Regions from separate parts of the Homo sapiens genome. Here region 2 is linked to region 1. A link is a loop called in an ENCODE intact Hi-C map of the cell type or tissue named here. Cell type or tissue: ascending aorta. All regions are shown on one strand. Each heading gives the region's core, and the rest is flanking DNA. Links, peaks and the distances in the headings are about the cores only.

The links. Peaks named below come from ENCODE experiments on the same cell type or tissue, not always from the same donor. Only the 100,000 strongest peaks of a DNase experiment are listed, where the experiment ranks them.
Region 2: it touches region 1 in a loop (2.4-fold over the local background); 3 of 110 quality-filtered maps call a loop at or near these places.

The regions. Positions count from the first base shown.
Region 1 is chr12:127,452,123-127,458,851 of GRCh38, forward strand. No RefSeq gene overlaps it. Among named protein-coding and RNA genes, the nearest start is that of LINC02375, 120 kb to the left of the region's middle. In ascending aorta, for the core only: a CTCF peak has its summit at 3,527; no DNase peak of the experiment used is centred there; H3K4me3 peaks cover 1,515 bases; H3K27ac peaks cover 905 bases.
Region 2 is chr12:127,673,886-127,680,614 of GRCh38, forward strand. No RefSeq gene overlaps it. Among named protein-coding and RNA genes, the nearest start is that of LINC02411, 41 kb to the left of the region's middle. In ascending aorta, for the core only: a CTCF peak has its summit at 3,865 (motif pointing left); a DNase peak (open chromatin) is centred at 3,866; H3K27ac peaks cover 434 bases.

The sequences.
Region 1 (6,729 bases), core at 597-5,596:
TGGTTCTAGTGATTAGAATGTGGACATCTTTGGGGTTCTTTATTATGTCTAATACAACATGCAAAAATCATCGGTGTCTTTCCTTCTTCTGTAACTAGCCATGTAGTTAAATATTCATAAATAATGCCATGTCTTAAATGCCTGTCTGTTCCTCCAGGAGAGACATCTAAAAGGCAGAATAATATTAAAAATTAAGAGCTGTGTCATACTTCACATGACATGCATTTGAATTGCATTAATTCTTATCATAAATTCAAAATTCAATTTCTAATGAGCTCAACAGCACTAGACTTTAGAAAGCTGAGTGTTATCTCTTCTGTATGCTTGCAGACCAATGGCAAAGGTTTTGATATTTGGGAAATCTGATTATTTCTTTGCCTGATGGTTCATTGTTGGACTGGGTGCAACAATTTTTACTTCTGTGATCTCTCAGGTTTTTTTTTCCATTTTCCATAAATTTGCTAAGCATCACCATTTTCTTATCTTCCTCGTTTCCACCATTAAAACCTTCCCATCACTGAAGCTTTGAATGAAAAATTACTTTCAAAAATAATCTTTTTTTCATCATTTCAATAGTATTTATTATGTGTCTGATATGTGCCATGAACGTGCCAGATTCTGGGGATGTAACAGTAAGCAAGATAATGTCCTTGCCCTTCATTGCGTAGGATGGTCAGGGGAGACCTCACTGTGACGGTCACATCTGAACTAAAGGGAAGATGATAAGAACAGCATTCCTGAAACACAGAACAACAAGTGCAAAGGCCATGAGACAGAATTGAGCTTGGCTTGTTTAAGGAATGGAAATATAACCAGAGTCAATAAAGAGCACTAGGTGGGAGGAGATATGGCCACCCTTCTCTTCTCTAGACTCTGACAGCTTCCAGTCTGTGCCCTTGTCTGAAATGTATCCCAGGTATGTGTGCAGGTCCCTGACCTCCTTTATTACATGTACCTCACCCAGTGCTTACTTATAATAATCACCCAGAAACTACTTATTCAAGTATGACTACTCCATTGAAATGAGAAGTATATTACTCTGATATTTAGTAATCAACTTACCAGAAATCCTAGACAATCTTCAGGAAGCCAAGTAGGTAAGTGAGTATAATGAAATCTGAGTCCTGAAGTGTATCAGTTTATATATTATAGATACACCAAATCCCTGGTGCATTATATTATAATAACAAATATTCTCTCCCCAAATTGCAGTGGGTTAAAGCAAATGAAAAAAGTGTTTTCATTTTGTTTTTTTTCCTTTTACTGCCTTATGTTCATTGTTGGCATACAGAGGGCCTCTGCTCCACAACGTCACTCAGGGACATAGTGATGGAGCAGCCACTATCTTCAACATGTGAAAAAGAAAAAAAAGACATCGATGTGTGTTTAATAATTACTCAGTAGTGGTATAGAATGGGGAGGTGTGAGGAGGGAAGGCAGAAGGGAATGGTGCTTGTCCCACCCACTCCCTCACTCCTAATATCAGCCAGGCTGCTATAGCTTTGTTTATCAGTCGATGAAATTCTAGTCCAGGGCCTTCATTTGCCTCTGCAGCTGAGAGCGCACTCTTCTCAGCTAAGAGGAATGACAGGGAAGTGGAGTGAGAGTTGGAATTTATGAGCTTTTAAAGAGGACAGAGAGCAAAAGTTGGAGGACACATTTTGGGGGAAAATTTTTATTTGTATTCCCTGATTAGAGGAGTGGAGGGTGAAGCAGTCTCTGGTTCATCAGCCAGAAATAATAAGACATGTTACCATTCTCAGTCAACTCAGAAATCAAACACAGTTAAAGTGCATTTATTCTCTGGTCACATTGGGGCTTCACAAAATAGAAGAAAACACCCCTGTCACTTTAGGAGGCTACAACCCAGTGAGAGTTTATTTTATGACTGTTTCTTAAAGCCAGGTTTACACTAGCCAAATGAAATGAAGAACTGGGCAATTATGAATATAGTTCATTTCCAGAGACAAAATAATTCTATGAAGTTGCTGCAGTCCGGCCTATCAGAACCAACAATTCTGTTATTTTTTAGCTTGGCCAGTTTTCCCAGGGGTGTTTCCCCACTGTGGTAATTGAAGCTGGCTGAGAAAACCAGTGGGCTGCCGGCAGAGCCTGAATCTCCAGCCCCAGGGAGCTGGGAGCTCTCTCTAGCTGGGGAGAGCTCTTCAGATTGACTTCCAACCCCCTTAGGCTCGGTTCATGTTTCTCTAGTGTCTCCAGGCTTGTGGGGGGTTGGGGGGTGGGGGTGAATGATGGATTTATAATTTTTTCTGGATCGTTCTCTATTGTTTCTTTTTGTTTGATCTTTTTTTGTGTGTGTTTTAATGCACCGGGGCTCAGGTCGTCCTCTGGAGTTCTCTGGTAAGGAGGAATGTTGGTGACAAATAGGAAAGTCAGGCTTCCTTTCTGATGTTGGCCAGAGACAGTGAGGGTGGGAGCAGGACCTGCCTGGGCCATGTGGGCAGGATGGGAAGAGGTGGGGGCACTGCCAGGCACTGCTGGCTTGGAGAAGGGGTTGCAGCTGGACTCTGAGACTTTCCTTGTGAGGTTTCTGATTTCCCAAGAGTTGGCTTTTGATCTGCGGCATTCTGGAAAGAGGATCAGAATCCCGCCCTCAGGAGGCCCAGACCCCCCTAGGGCCCAAGAGACCCCTGCATCAGTAACCTGAACAGGTGCCACTGGAAGGACAGAAGAGAAGACAGAGCTTTAAAAATCAGTGGGAAAGGACGAGGGGGCGGGGCAGAGGAGTCCAGGACCCCTCTGCCTGCTTCTGCACAGAAAGGACTACAAGGGCAGGGATAAGTCTGGGGCACCCGTGTTTGATTTCCTGAGTCCCCCTAGACTTGCACACAAGTGCATTGAGGAAAGAAATCAAACAGCGCAGGAAAAGCATGGATTGAAAAATAAAATGTTCCTCTATCCCTATGTGCCATTCCTTTCCCTTTCCCGAGGTCATCACTGTTAAGTTTCTGGTGTGGCATATGTATCTCTCCCCGCTTTTTGTGCATCTTGTTACCGCGCCCCACCCCCACCCCATGTACAAATGTCACTATAGATCTTTCTGTGCTAAGCCACATGGGCCCCTTAACCTCCCACGTATCTCTCCCCACTTTTTTGCATCTGGGGACGGCGCCCCCCACCTCAGCCCCATGTGCAAATAGATCTTTCTATACTAAGCTGCATGGGCCTCTTTACCTCAGGTGTTCCCAGCAATCAAGACCAGAGCAGGGTGTGTCCCACATAGGCTGGGGGTTGGAGAGTGCTGCCCCCCCCCCGCCCCGCAGGGCCTCGGGAGGGTGAAGGGGCCGACTGGGTCTCTGCTCCCTGGGAATCTGGCCGGAATTCCACAGGGCTGCAGGGCCCGCCGCCCAGCGCCAAGAAAGCGGGTGGCCACATCGAAGTTTCTCAACGGGAGGAGCGGATTCGTCTGGAGACGCCGCCTTCTCCCCGCGCCTCTTCTTCCAGCACTGCCACACGGGTCCTGGAAGGATCCTGCACCCTCTGCTCAGTCCCCGCTCAGTCTCTGCTCCGGGCTGGGGGCTTTCTCCACCTGCCCGGGCGGGGGCGCCAGAGGGGAAGAGGGGGGACTGCAGGGAAAGGGGCGGGTTCGGGGGGACTGTGCGGGGCAGGAGGTGGTGGAGCCGGCGGTTGGCATCGCTGGAGGCAGAGGGGACCAGGAGCGGGAGAAGCCGGGGCCGGAAAGGCGAGGCGGGGCTGGGGCTGGGGCGGCTGCGGGGCGCGGGGGAGATGCCGAGGGGCTGGGCTGGGGCAGGGTCTGCAGGTGCGGCGGGCGGATCAGCGGCACCCGCTGCAGACGCGGTCGGCGAAACGTCGTCCCGGCCCCAGCTCGAGCAGCGGCTCCGGGTGGACCTCGCAGGGATGCGGAGCGGCCGGATCCTGCCGACTCGACTGCTCGGGGCCGCCCCAGGGTGTGGGCGGCCGGCAGGGACCGCGGGTGAGCGGTGGGCAGGTCTCAGGACTCTCTCCGGACGTGCGGTCCGGGGCCGCGCCGGGTGCTGGGCGCGCTACCCAGCCAAGGTGAGGCAGGAGCGGCGTCTGCGGTGCTGGCGCTCGGCTTTTGGGAAGCTCCCCCACTCCGCCCCCCACCGCGGTCTCTGGGGGTCCAGGCGGAGGGAGCTGACCCTGGAGTTTGGAGATCTAGAGGGGGCGCAGGTGCACCTGGAGCGCCGGTGCAGGGCTCCTCCGCTCCGATGGGCGGGTCCCGCTGGGAGTGGCGGCGCCTTTGGGGCCAGCTGGGGGCTCCAGCCTCTCCAAGGTGTTGTCTGAGAGCGGATAAGAGGGTGTGGGTAAGAGAAAGGTTCTGAGGATCCACGGTGTCCCACTTCCTATCCCTATGTCAGCCAAACTGTGGTACTAGAACGAGGGACAGCCCGGTGTCTGGTTCATTTTGGCTCCAACCGTTGAGTACCTCCCTGCCTCAGCTCAGATCACCTGTGCGAATAGAAAATGGCAGTAACCTTTGCGTAGCATCCCTATAGCCATTCCCCACCAGACACAGGTGCCTGTCAGGGTCTCAGAGTGGGGAATCACATCCTGTTTTCCTGGAACCCTTTCCACCTGAGAGCTCTTCAAGCCGAGCCATGAACACGTGCGACTGAACATTGCTGAGAGAAACGGAAAAGTTGCTTTTGCTTTCCTAGATGCCTCACGCACAGCCTCTAGTTCCCTGGAAACCCATGGCCTTTGAAGCTGATGGCTCCCAACTAGACCCAGATTTTCACAAACATGCCCTCTATGGTTTAGAAAGAGTGTCCTATTTCTCCCTGGAGCTCCAAGTATACAAACATGATTTGAGAGGGGGGAATTGATAAGGGTCAGGATAATTTCCCTTTCCTGTAATTTTTTTTTTTTTTTTTTTTTTGTGACTGAGTCTGGCTCTGTCACCCAGGCTGGAGTGCCAGATCTCAGTGGCGAGATCTTGGCTCAGTGCAACCTTTGACTCTAGGGTTCAAGCGATTCTTCCATCTCAGCCTGCTGAGTAGCTGGGAATACAGGCACGTGCCACCATGCCTGGCAATTTTTTTTTTTTTTTTTGTATTTTTAGTAGAGATGGGGTTTCAACAAGTTGGCCAGGCTGGTTTCAAACTCCTGACCTTAAGTGATCCGCCTGCCTCGGGCTCCCAAAGTGTTCGGATTACGGGCCTGAGCCACCAAACCCGGCCTCTTTCCCGTGTGTGTGTGTGTGTGTGTGTGTGTGTGTGTGTGTGTGTATAGAGAGAGAGAGAGATGGAGTCTTGTTCTGCTGTCCAGACTATAGTGCAGTGGCAGGATCTTGGCTCACTGCAACATCCACCTCCCAGGTTCAAGCAATTCTCTGCCTCAGCCTCCTGAGTAGCTGGGATTACAGGCTCCCACCATTATGCCTGGCTAATTTTTGTATTTTTGGTAGAGATGGGGTTTCACCATGTTGGCCTGGCTGGTCTCAAACTCCTGACCTCAAGAGATCCGCCCACCTTGGCCTCTCAAAGTGCTGGAATGACAGGCCTGAACCACTGTGCCCGGCCTCTTTTCTGTAATTTTTAAAAAGGTAAAATGCATCTTTAGGAGCAAGGTTCAGACTAAAGCTTGGTGAGTGAATAGTGAGTGACCTGGAGCTATTTTGAGTGAGTTTCTCTGAAGGTTTCCTTGAGAAGGCTGACTTTGGAGCAGAGGCTTGAATGAAGAGAGGAAGGAGAGATGTGAACAGTTAGGAGAAGCTGTCCAGGCAGGAGACGGCAAGTGAAACTGGAATAAGCTTTGTGTGTGGGAGAAACAACAAGATGGCCAGGTGGCTGAAGCAGAGGGAGAGAAGTTGGAAGTGATCGGGGCAGACCCACGTGGGCCCTGGCAGGACATGTGTGGCTGATGCTGAAATTACCCCACCTCAGTATCCATTCTCCCCTCCCTTCGTCAGCATAGAAATCTTCGTTTTTAGCTTGACAGAATAATGACTATATTTTCCAGCTTTTTTTTTTACTCCTCATAAGGCAGGTATCCCTGTGATTAACACTTGATATGGCTGAGAGTGGTGCCTGTAATTTCCTTGATTTTTTTTTTTTAACTTTTTAGATTCAGGAGGGACACATGCAGGTTTGTAATATGGGTGTGTCGTGTGATGCTGAGGTTTAGGGTATGACTGGCCCATCGCCCCGGTAATGAGCACAGCAGCCAATAGATAGTTTTTGGACCCTTGTTCACTTCCCACCCTCCCCGTCTCGTAGTCACCAGTGTCTGTTGTTCCCGTCTTTAAGTCCATGTGCACCCAATGTTTAGCTCCCACTTAGAAGTGAGACCGTGCAGCATTTGTTTTGAAATGTTCTTAATGGAAGGAAACATGCCCCTCCTACATCCTGGTGGCTAGAATGTGGGTGTCATGACTGGATTACCAGCATTTATTTGGGGCCACACAATGAGCTTAGGAATGGAAGTTTGGCACAGTGAAGCAACAAGAGAAGGGGATCTGGGTCTCTGGAACTAGACTTGGGCTGATTGCCTCTAGGCTACAGTGGCATGAGAGAGAAATGAAACTCCTCTCTTGTTTAAGACCCTGCATTTTTGGAACCTTCTGTGACTCACAGCTCAGTCTAATCCTGTTTGATATACTGAGGTAAGAACTTTAAATTTTATTCTAATCCCAAGGAAATATTTGGAGAATTTTATGCCAGGGAGGGACGTAACGTGCTCACTAAAGGCTCACTCTGGCTTCTAGGAGAGATCAGGCACCAAGGC
Region 2 (6,729 bases), core at 845-5,844, 220 kb after region 1:
ATGTAGTAGACATCTTTTGGGTTTCTTCCTTGTTATTTCATTGCATAAATAATTAGATATTACGCAAATAGAAAGAATGAGTGTGAAAAGATTGAGACATGCCATTTCTTTGAAAACCAAGTGAAAGGCACGTCTATCGGTGCTGGGTGTATTCTATCCCGATTCCCTGATTCCTTTCCTCACCTTCCCACTGGGGCATGGGCTCTTACTTGGAGTTGAGTTCTGAATCTCCCTCATCTCTGTGTTTTTGTGTCTCCTGAGCAGGGATGAGCACACACGTTTCCAAGTGCTCAATGGGTGCTGTTTAGTTGGAGGGACCTGGATATATCCACTCCCCGGGTGAGCCTCCCGCTTTTGTAATTTTGTGCCAGATTCTCTGTAGCTTCCTGTGAAGCAGACTGATAGAATGCCCTTGCTTCTAGAGAATTTAGGACAAAAATGTGCCTCGGAGAATCGTGGGCTCTGTTTCATTAATATACAGAAGGGGACAAAGGAGGCTGCCTCCAGTATTTCATCATCTGGTTCCATCTACCGATCCAGGGTATGCCTGAAATTATGGACAAAATACTAGGTTTTTGTGAGTAAAATCTTAGTAATCTGAATAGGGTGAAATCCGTAGGAAATTGTCTTCTCTCTCGTTTGAGGACCCGTGAGCGTTTACTGTGGCTTGCTGGTATTTGAACAGACTTTCTCTCCCAGGGAACCCACCTGTGAAGGAGAGGTACCCCCTGCTTCTGAGGGACACAGCCCTACACGGGAGACGCAGACAAGGAGGTGAGCTTTCTTCCAGCTCCAACCCACGTGGTGTCTGTGGAGGTCTTGTTTCTCCCCACTGCCCGTCAAACAGGCTCCGGCCGGGACTGGGTTTTACTCACTCCGCATAAAGTCTTTATTGTGTCCACAGCTTTCTGTTCCTTTGTATTCACATTTTAAAAATCTCATTTCTGGCCGGGCGCGGTGGCTCACGCCTGTAATCCCAGCACTTTGGGAGGCAGAGGCGGGCGGATCACGAGGTCAGGAGATCGAGACCATCCTGGCTAACACGGTGAAACCCCGTCTCTACTGAAAATACAAAAATTTAGCCGGGCGTGGCGGCGGGCGCCTGTAGTCCCAGCTACTCGGGAGGCTGAGGCGGGAGAATGGCGTGAACCCGGGAGGCGGAGCTTGCAGTGAGCCGAGATCGCGGCCCTGCACTCCAGCCTGGGCGACAGGGCGAGACTCCGTCTCAAAAAACATGAAAAAGAAAAATCTCATTTCTAATACCTGGTGCAAAATAGGAAAACAAATCTGGCTGATGAATCTTCAATCATCTTCCACCTCTGCCTTGGCCTCCTGCGGAAGTCCAGACAAGAGAGGGAGGCAGTCTGCTTCCCGCAAACGTCTCCGCCTTGCTGTGTTCCTTCCAGCCTTTCTCATTTGTTACTTTCTGTTTCCACCTTTACAGAGTCGGTCCTGGGAGGAGGGGGGGAATTAGGGCAAAAGGCAGAGTTCTACAGGGCTGGGCAGGTGTAGAATCTGCCCTGGGGCATAGATGCTCAGTTATTGGTGCTTTCTTTCATGGGGTTTGGTGGTCTCCTCAGATCCTCCCAACCAGAGTCCGTCAGCCCAGCTCCCACGGTGTGGACCCTGTTTCTCTGCCCGCTCACTCTTTCCCTAAGCACCCAGGCTCCTCCCAGCCAGCCCCCCACAGACTCTATCTGTTGGATTCTCCTTCTTCCCCAGGAATTTATTCCCTGTAGAATCCTCGGTTGAGTCGTCCTGGGCTGGCCTGCTCTCACGAGGTTCACATTTGGTTCTCAGAACCCAGTGCTGTGGCCTCCACCATGGCACATGTGCAGATCGCCCCCAATGCAGCCACCTCTCCCTCCACCCTCCCGCCAGGGGAGCAGCCTCAAACACTGTTAAGTTTTTCCAAATAAGCGTTCAAGGCCCATCCTTGCTTTTCACGAACTCCACTTCGCACATATCAAAGTCTCTGAGTGGTTGTCTTAAAATCCTTCTCTCTTGACCTGGGGTGAGGATGAGGTCCTCTCCATGCCTCCCTACGAGGCACAGGGAAATAGAAACATCAGTGACAACCTGACATAAGGAAGTCCTCTCCCTTGCCCTCTCCAATCTCAAAGCCTCTCTTGGAATCTATGCGGGTGATGATGAACACTGCAGCTTTCTTCTCTCAGTCTCTTGGCATGTCTGGGAGAGATGGTCTGGTGCAGGGCTTGGCACACTTTTCTGTAAAGGACTAGGTAGCAAATATTGCAGACGTTGCAGGCCAGATGGTCTCTGTCACCATGACTCAACTCTGCCAAAGCAGCTGTGAACACCGTCACAGAGCCACAGCCCAGGACTGGAGGAAGGTGAGCGACGGTTAGGAAAGAACTGGAAAACCCGTCTTCCTTTACTGGACCAAAAAAGTGATAGATGGTGAAATAATGGTTTTATAAATAATGCAATTATTTTGGGTAATCACACAGTATGTACATTCTATACAGTATCATTTTGGCAAATACTGAATAGTATTGGGTTTAATACTATTATTATTGATTATACTATTATTTTGATTATATTGGATCAAAAAATATAAATATTTAAAATGTCTAAGACATTTAAGACAGTTTCTATCACTTATGCTGGCATTTCTCATAGATAGATATAGACATAGACATAGACATAGAGCTAGACATAGGGATCCATGTAGATACAGATCTAGGTATAGATGGATATAAATAGAGGTATGAGGGAGAGACACATACAGCCATATAATGGCTGTGTCTTGTTAAAGACTGCTTGCTTCTGTTCCCTTCAAGTTCATATGTTGAAACCCTAACCCTCATGTTAAGGTGTTCACCAAAATGTAATTGCATGAGACTTATGCCACCATCCAATGGGATGGTACTAGGAGGTGGAATCTTTGGGAGGTGACAGATCTAGATGATGTCCTAAGAACGGAGCCCCGTGATTGGATTTGTGTCCTAACAGTAAGAAGGGAAAAAACTGGAGCTTGCTTTCTCCTGCATGTGAGGATCCAGGAAGCAGGTCCCGGACATAGATCCAGGGAGTAGATCCGGGCCGTCTACAAGCCAAGAAGCCAGCCGCACAGGACGAGGCCCAGGAAACAGTCAGCAGGTCTCTACTCACTGACCCTGAAGCCTCATTGAACTAGAGACCCTGCGTTTCCAGGGTAGGTTAAATTAGACCTCCTGTATCCTTATGGCTGTCAAGGTCAGAAACAATTGCTGGGAACCTGCCACGGACACAGCTCCCAGTGACCCTCACCCTTGACAAAGACCCCAACCCATGTTTGCACTGACTCTTGTGCTATCTGTCAATTGCAAACTCCATTTTAGTTAAAGAGAGGCCTGTCTCTGCCTTGGCAATGTCCTCCACCATTTCCAAATAAATTACTGAGCATAGCAGCCCGTACTTTTGGTAAGCATTTAGCAGGATGCAAGGAGAGATGCTTGAACAATTAGCTATTAAGTTGTAGTGTTGCTTTTATGTGTTTAAAAAGGATAGTCTTTCCTAGGTTTGAATATGCGAAAATATCTGGCAAAAGATGAAAAAGCATTTTAAGACTTTACTGTCGTTTGATTCAGATAATGCCAAGATAAAGCATTTTTCCGTCTCTCAATTACTGAAAAACAGTTGTTTCTCCAAAAGAAATATCCTAGCAGTCCACATTGTTTTCTAAAGAGGGATATTAGCTTTATTTTCAGATGTTTTTCAAAGGAAATGCTTCTAACATTCTCTGAGGATTCAATGAATGTTTTCCTCTGAGCAGATATGACAGCCAAATAGTTTAGCTATTTACGCCTAAATTCAAAGACGTGCAGTGCCCTCTTGTGGACGCTATTGCAATCTCCACCAGCACTGAAGGCATCCCTGGCGTTACTGCAGGCCCAGTGGGTGGCTGGGAGACCTCCTGCAGCTGCTAGGAAGGGTCAGAGCCTGTTACAATCCTTTAACCCCAAAGATGCACGCGCGCGCACACACACAGACCACACACACACACACAACTTAGAGTACAAAAAGTCAAATACTCACAGTTCCTAATTCACTTTCCTACAAGAACTAAAGTCAGGTTGTGCACGAAAATACTACTTATTGCATGAGAGTTACACCTCCAGAAGTCAAAGACCTACAATGAATATCTTTTTGCTGAATTAAGCAAGGTAAATTCCACTCGCAACTTTCTGTGACTCCAAGACTCTTCTTAGCTATTTCTGTGAACTCTGCTCATTTCTCTGTAATAGCTTTAATTCTTTGATCATATTGAAACGATTGCTGGCAATGCACTGTCACTGGAGAAGAGTAAATGAAGTCAGGATTATCAAAACCAGTAATTAGAGGCAAATTCATTTTTATGTGCTTGGCAAACCTTGCCATTTGATAGAATTAAGTATCTTGTCACATGTGAAATCAATAATTATAAATGATGGATTATTTGCAAGAAAGCAGAAAAAAAGTAGCTTCTAGGCCTGCTTCCAAAGTTAGAATAAATGTATAAATGAGTTAATATTGACCAATTATATATGAAGTCTGATAAATGTTTCAGCACTGCTGGAGGCAGAGAATTTATTAGACTAAGTAATGTAAAATATAATGAAATAGATTAAGTATTTTTTTAATGAAATAATGGTACCCATTAGATCTGATGACTCTAATCTTAATGCAAATTAGCCTGGTTATAGACATTCTTGCCCTGAATTGTAGATGGTGTGTTTAAATTCTCATGCTGAGAACCACCTCAAATCCCCAATTAAAAGAGCTACTAATTATGATAAACTAGACTTAGGAGAGTGGTTACGTCTGAGTGGAGAGGGACAGTTTGGGAAGTTTGGGAAGAGTATCCAGCTGGCTTCAATGGTATTTGTATTTTCTTCTTAAAATCAGCATTGATGTGTTAGTCTAGGTCTTTAGAGAACAGAAAGCAAGTTGGGATTAGACATGCAGGAGTTGTATTAGGAGAAACACTCTTGAGAGAAAATAGGCAGGGAGTCAGGGGAGATGGGAAGAGCCATCCAACCACAAAGCAGGTCCAGTTGTCTGGGAAGGAAAGAGGGGTGGCATGGTGGGCAGGAGAGTCTCAGACAGCTGTGGAGTTTGAAATATTTAGAAAAGTCAGCATGGAAGCCCCAAACCAAAGTCTCCGTCAAAGAAGGCCCAGTCTCTTGGGGTAGTGTGCCTTAGGGAGCCCGTGGGGCATCATGGCTGGGGTCACCCCTGGGAGGTGTGGTCTCAGCACAAACCTAGTGGTGAGGTCCAGAGGGCAGCAGCCTGGGTCACTGGTCCATTGTCGCACTCGGACATCCGAGTCTCCTCTCGCAGACACCACAACCCACCCTCTCCACCTTGCAGCCCTTTGCTTCCCATACATCTTGGGAGCATCTTCTCTGCAGTCCCCACAGGGCCTTCCTTCACGAGAGGAAGCTTAGAAGAGGGACATTTGTGGCAGGAATTATAGCCCCAATAACTGTAGTTGATCTCAGAGCTGCAACTGCATCCTCTCCCTCCTGCACAATCCATTCTGAATCCTGTCACTCTCAGCTATCTCTTGGGCAGGCCTTGGTGTCTCACTGCAGTCTGAGCAGAACCTTTAGGCTGGGGTTGCTGCCTTTGCCCACTCACTGTAACAGTGGGGTGGGGGAGCATCAGGAGGCATCCATGCAGGTCACACGAGCTCCACGTCCACGCCTTCCTGCCCCTGCATAAATGCAGCCCTATGTCACCTCCTGGTAGGTGTCACTAATCAGTAGACACTCTTGCCAATACAGGAGACCCTCTCCTTTCCTGCTGATCCCTGGTGAATTCAGTGGAGTTATAAAAGGGACCACCACAGCCCCCTTTAGACCTTTAATGAATCCATTTATTTTTGCTTTCTCCTGCTTCTCCAACATGAGATTTTTTTTTTAATTTGTTATCTTACCTAGGTAGGTAGTTTCAGAGGTTTCCACTGTGACTTCCTCACTATAAAAATTCTTACCACACAGGACACAGACCCAATATGGAGGTTCCTCCAAACACCAATTGTACCAAATTCAACTGATACTTGGGGACTTCAGAAGTGACCACTGAAGTACATCAAAACATTTTATGCCAAAATATATTTTTTGACATATTTAGAAACGGCCCTGCAAAGCCGTCTTTTGTGGGGGAAATTTGCCTCTGTAGAGAATCTTCAGTAACGCAGCCAGGCCTCCCTTTCCAGGCCTTTCCTGGATCTAACAGAGATTCTAAGAGAGAGTCTGACACCTTTAAAAGTCTGGAAAGAGGCAGCTGCCATCTATTCTGCCTGTGGGATGCTACCTGAGAGGCTTCATTCACATGATAAGGCCACCTTTGCCAGCCAAGACTCTTCCTTTCTCTCTCCTATGACCTGTCTTGCCACTAAAACGTGTTTTTGGCTGTGCTCTGAGCATGCATTCTCTCTGTAACCTCAGGATGGTGTATAAGCTTCTATACCTCACCAGCGGGTTAAGCCTTCATTCTGAAGACCACCGTGTATACATGTTAAATAAATATGCCTTTTCTCCTATTAATCAATCTGCCTCATGTCAGTCATTTCTCAACAGACCTTTAGGGGACCCAGGGCCTTGGCCCACACATCACTTAGTTGGGTCTACACATACAGTGAGCTGACTGTGAGCCAAACTTCATCCAGGGATCCATTTATTACCTGGCACCCACAGGAGCCCTTCTAAGAGGCGAGACACAAAGCATGATGTCTCAGTC